Regions from separate parts of the Homo sapiens genome. Here region 1 is linked to region 2. Evidence: read pairs that join two places in POLR2A ChIA-PET (ENCODE). Cell type or tissue: OCI-LY7. All regions are shown on one strand. Region 1 overlaps PIK3AP1 (phosphoinositide-3-kinase adaptor protein 1). Region 2 has its middle 40 kb from the start of PIK3AP1.

Region 1 (2,500 bases), 57 kb after region 2:
GTGGGGCCAAGATCCTGCATTTCTTTTTTTTTCTTTTTTCTTTTTTTTTTCTTTTTGAGATAGAGTCTCGCTCTGTCACCCAGGCTGGAATACAGTGGCGCAATCTCGGCTCACTGCTACCTCTGCCTCCCTGGGTTCGAGCAATTCTCCTGCCTCAGCCTCCCAAGTAGATGGAATTACAGGCATGCACCACCATGCCTGGCTGATTTTTGTATTTTTAGTAGTGATGGGGTTTCACCATGTTGGCCAGGCTGGTCTTGAACTCCTGACCTCAAGTGATCTGCCTGCCTCAGCCTCACAAAGTGTTGGGATTACAGGCGTGAGCCACCGCACCCAGCCAGATTCTGCATTTCTAACAAGCTCACAGGTGATGCTGATGCTGCTGGTCCAGGTACCACTGAGTACAAACAAGGGGTCTAAGCCACCTTTCTGTTGTCAGGTCAATGGTCATGTACCTCTGTCGCATGGGAAGTATTTTCTCTAATCTCCACTTCTCCGGAAATGGAGGCACCATCACATCAGGGCAGCTCCTGGACACCCATCAGTTAGATATAAAATTAGGCCAGTATTTGGTGCTTAGGCCATCAGACTTCAGGGTAGAGCTCCTGCGTTCTCTTCCTTTGCCCCTGCTCATAGATTCGGTGCGTTCACTCTGGCAGTTTTTAATCTTTCAGGTTTCTAGATGTTGGGATGGGGTGCTACTGAGATCACAATCTTTACTCTTTCTTCATTTAATAAGCCCCTTGATCAAAATTACTACTAAAATATGTTTTGGAGGTTTTATTTCCCACCCCACTCTCCAAATTTGTCAGCCACCTTAAAATTAAGCAGATGTTTTAATTGGAGTCTTCAGTGTGTTGGATCAGCCAGTTTATTTTCCAAGTTCTTCATCTGTAAAATGATGGGGTTGGACCAGATAATTTGGAAGGTTTCTTTCAGCCTCCAGCACTGTAATATACCATTATAAGTTTTCTAAGAAGATGGCAAATTCCCGAGAACCTTTTTAACTGATTCAGTTTAGTTCCAAAACGTTTGCAGTGATATATACCTGTGCATAGAAGACTGGACTATTGATCTGACTTTTTGGACTTGTTGGAAGATTATTTTAAATTAAGGAAGTGAGAAAACCCCAGGTACAGCACAGAAATTATTTCCTCTTTTTACTGGGGCTCTATTCTTTGCTTCAAATCTCAATGGAATATAAAAATAGATTCTGTTAGACTGTGTGGGAAAGGACTCTGTGGGTGATATTGAGTGTTTTTGCAAAAGTTCTCATTCGTGTGATGTGCATTTGTGTGTGTTGAGGGTGGAGGGAAGCATTAAACCGAATTCTCCCAATATTATTTATTAATAGTATTACAGTGGAGATCTTGTCTGCTTCTTTTTATGCATTATTTTCTCTTTGCCTCGCCCCTCCCTCTCCATTCCCATTGTGTTTCAGAAGCTCTCATGGTACCCACAAGTATCATATATTTTGCCTTTGATTTCCATGGGAAAAATTTAGAGGGATATGTCTATATATCTACATCTGGCCTGCCTTTGTTGATATTAATGTTCTAGTCTGAATATTAAACTACAGTTTAAAAGAAAAAATAAGGGCTGGGTGCAGTGGCTCACAACTGTAATTCTAACAGTTTGGGAGACTGCGGGGAACAGATTGCTTGAGGCCAGGATTTCAAGACCAGCCTGGGCAATGTGGTGGAAACCCTGTCTCTACAAAAAATACAAAAATTAGCTGGACGTGGTGGCATGTGCCTGTGATCCCAGCTACCGGAGAGGCTGAGGTGGGAAGATTGCTCGAGCCCTGGAAGTTGAGGCTGCAGTGAGTTGTGATTGCAGCACTGCACTCCAGCCTGGGAGACAGAGCGAGACCCTGTCTCAAAGAAAAAGAAAAATAAAGGAATATTTAAAAATGCTTTCAGCTAATCAAATAGATTCCAAAATGTTTTCCTAAGTTAATTAACTAATTAATTAATTAATATTTTCTAGTTTTATTGAGGTATACTTGACAAATAAAAATTGTATATATTCAAAGTGTACAAAGTGATTTTTTTATACATATACTTTGTGAAATGATTATCACAATCAAATTAATTAACACATACATCAGCACACATAGTTACCATTGTGTGTGTGTGTGTGTGTGTGTGTGTGTGTGTGGTGAGAACACTTAAAGTCTAGTCTTAGCAAATTTCAAGTAAAAAATGTGGTATTATTAACTATAATCACCATGCTGTACGTTAGATGCTCAGAGTTTATTCTTTTTTTTTTTTTTTTGAGACGAAGTCTTGCTCTGTCATCAGGCTGGAGTGCAGTGGCGTGATCTCGGCTCACTGCAACCTCTGCCTCCACGGTTCAAGCGATTCTCCTGCCTCAGCCTCCTGAGTAGCTGGGACTACAGGCACGTGCCAACACGCCCAGCTAATTTTTGTATTTTTAGTAGAGATGGGGTTTCACCATGTTGGCCAGGATGGTCTCGATGTCTTGACCTCATGATCCT
Region 2 (2,500 bases):
CGCCTCGGCCTCCCAAAGTGCTGGGGTTATAGGCGTAAGCCACCGCGCCCAGCAGAACATAATTGATAGAAAGAGATTTTAGTTGTTTAAAAATATTTTACAACAAATTTTCCCCAACAAAAGTAGAAATATCTTAAATGCGCAACACTAGAGAAATGATTAAGTGAATTAAGTCACCTTTACAGGACTGAATTATACAATTTTTTTTTTTTGAGACAGAGTCTCACTTTTTTGCCCAGGCTGAAGTGCAGTGGCATGATCTTGGCTTGCTGCAACCTCCACCTCCCAGGTTCAAGCGATTCTCCTGCCTCAGCCTCCCAAGTAGCTGGGATTACAGGTGTGTGGCACCATGCCCAGCCAGAATTATACAATTTTACAAGATAAGATTCACAACGAGGAAACTACTTATGAAACAACACCAAATGAAAAAGAGTAGAGCACAAATATGTATGTACATAAACTGTGATTACAATTATGTGAGATTTATACATATGGAGCAGGGAGAAAAACGTGTTGTTCCTTTGAAAAGCTAGAGGCAGAAATCCTCAGAAAGTGAGCTCTCTTAATTGTGCTGAATACTTCAAAGACCCTCATGTTTGTAGCAGTCTAGAGTATTGTAGCAATCTGGCCTGGGTTAGAGTGAGATAAGTAACACAGCATTGCTCTTCAAAATAAAGACAGACACGTTTTTAATTTCCTGGAGCAAGCAGAGGTGGGCAGAAATGGGGAGAAGATGGTGGAGATGAAGGGTGAGATCAGAGAAAGAAAGGTGGGCAAAAGGACAGGAGGCTAGAGACTTCAAGAGAAGAGATGGCCCAAGAGAATGTTCTAAGAACACCATGAGTCAGAAGTGCAAGAGAGAGCCTTGGGAGAGAGAGGGGGGGAAACAAAATCAAACAAAACAAATATCCCTAGAGAGCTGGAGAATTTAGGATCACCAGGAGGCCGACCTTTGGGTTATAGAGATAAAGACTGGAAGATAAGATTTCAAAAACTAAAAATAGCTACTATATTAGAGTAGTGGAATATAATTGAAAGTTGAAAATTTAATGTACATTTATTTTTTAATTTATTCCTGGGAAAATACCATACTCCTTTTTTTTTTTTTTTTTACTTGAGATGGAGTCTCACTCTGTCACTCAGGCTGGACTGCAGTGGTGCCATCTCGGCTTACTGCAACCTCTGCCTCCTGGGTTCAAACAATTCTCCTGCCTCAGCCTCTCGAGTAGCTGGAATTACAGGCATGCGCCACCATGCCCAGTTAATTTTTGTATTTTTAGTAGAGACGGGGTTTTGCCATGTCGGCCAGGCTGGTCTTTAACTCCTGGCCTCAAGTGATCTACCCACCTTGGCCTCCCATAGTGCTGGGATTACAGGTGTTAGCCACCATGCCTGGCCTGAATACATTATGATATAACTATACAATGAAATATTAGGCAGCTATTAAGCCAGATTTGTTCTCTATTTACTTAGAGGGACACATGAAATAAGCAAAGTGAAGAATATTGTGTATAGTCCGTGTGGCAGAGATTGCCAAATATCCCCCCAAGAGTCATTCTGTTTTTCTTTGGTAATAGAACCTCCAAATTTTAACCAGGCACATGACTAATCAGCTAAAGACTCTGTTTCCAAGCCTCCCTGGCAATTAGTTGTGTATATGGTTCTAAATTATGGCCAAGGGGAAATGACTAAAAATTATCTGTGTACCATTGAGATTTCGTTTTTGTTGTTGTGGTGGTGGTGGTGGTGGTGGAGTTTTTTTTTTCTTTTTTTTTTAAGTTCTGGAATACAATTTGCAGGACGTGCAGGTTTGTTGCATAGGTATACGTGTGCCATGGTGGTTTGCTAGACCTATCAACCTGTCATCTAGGTTTTAAGCCCCGCATGCATTAGGTATTTGTCCTAATGCTCTCCCTCCGCTTGCCCCCAACCCTCTGACAGGCCCCAGTGTGTGATGTTTCCCTCCCTGTGTCCATGTGTTCTCATTGTTCAACTCCCACTTATGAGTGAGAACATGTGGTGTTTGATTTTCTGTTCCTGTGTTAATTTGCTGAGAATGATGGCTTCCAGCTTCATCCATGTCCCTGCAAAGGACATGAACTAATTCTTTTTTATGGCTGTGTAGTATTCCATGGTGTATATGTGCCATATTTTCTTTAGCCAGTCTATCATTGATGGGCATTTGGGTTGATTCCAAGTCTTTGCTATTGTGAATAACGCTGCGATAAACATACGTGTGCATGTGTCTTTATAGTAGAATGATTTATAATCCTTTGGGTATATAACCAATAATGGGATTGCTGGGTCAAATGGTATTTCTGGTTCTATATCCTTGAGGAATAGCCACACTGTTTTCCACAATGGTTGAACTAATTTACACTTACACCAACAGTGTAAAAGCGCTTGTATTTCTCCACAGCCTCGTCAGCATCTATTGTTTCCTGACTTTTTTATAATCACCATTCTAACTGGATGAGACAGTATCTCATTGTGGTTTTGA

Evidence for each region. ChIA-PET counts read pairs that join two places held together with the same protein. Peaks named below come from ENCODE experiments on the same cell type or tissue, not always from the same donor. Only the 100,000 strongest peaks of a DNase experiment are listed, where the experiment ranks them.
Region 1: POLR2A ChIA-PET joins it to region 2 with 11 read pairs; 2 of 35 experiments call an interaction of 5 or more read pairs at or near these places.

The regions. Positions count from the first base shown.
Region 1 is chr10:96,702,275-96,704,774 of GRCh38, reverse strand. All of the region lies in intron 2 of PIK3AP1 (phosphoinositide-3-kinase adaptor protein 1), which reads left to right. Among named protein-coding and RNA genes, the nearest start is that of PIK3AP1, 17 kb to the left of the region's middle. In OCI-LY7, no CTCF peak of the experiment used is centred here; a DNase peak (open chromatin) is centred at 1,154; H3K4me3 peaks cover 2,358 bases; H3K27ac peaks cover 2,500 bases.
Region 2 is chr10:96,759,657-96,762,156 of GRCh38, reverse strand. No RefSeq gene overlaps it. Among named protein-coding and RNA genes, the nearest start is that of PIK3AP1, 40 kb to the right of the region's middle. In OCI-LY7, no CTCF peak of the experiment used is centred here; no DNase peak of the experiment used is centred here; H3K27ac peaks cover 115 bases.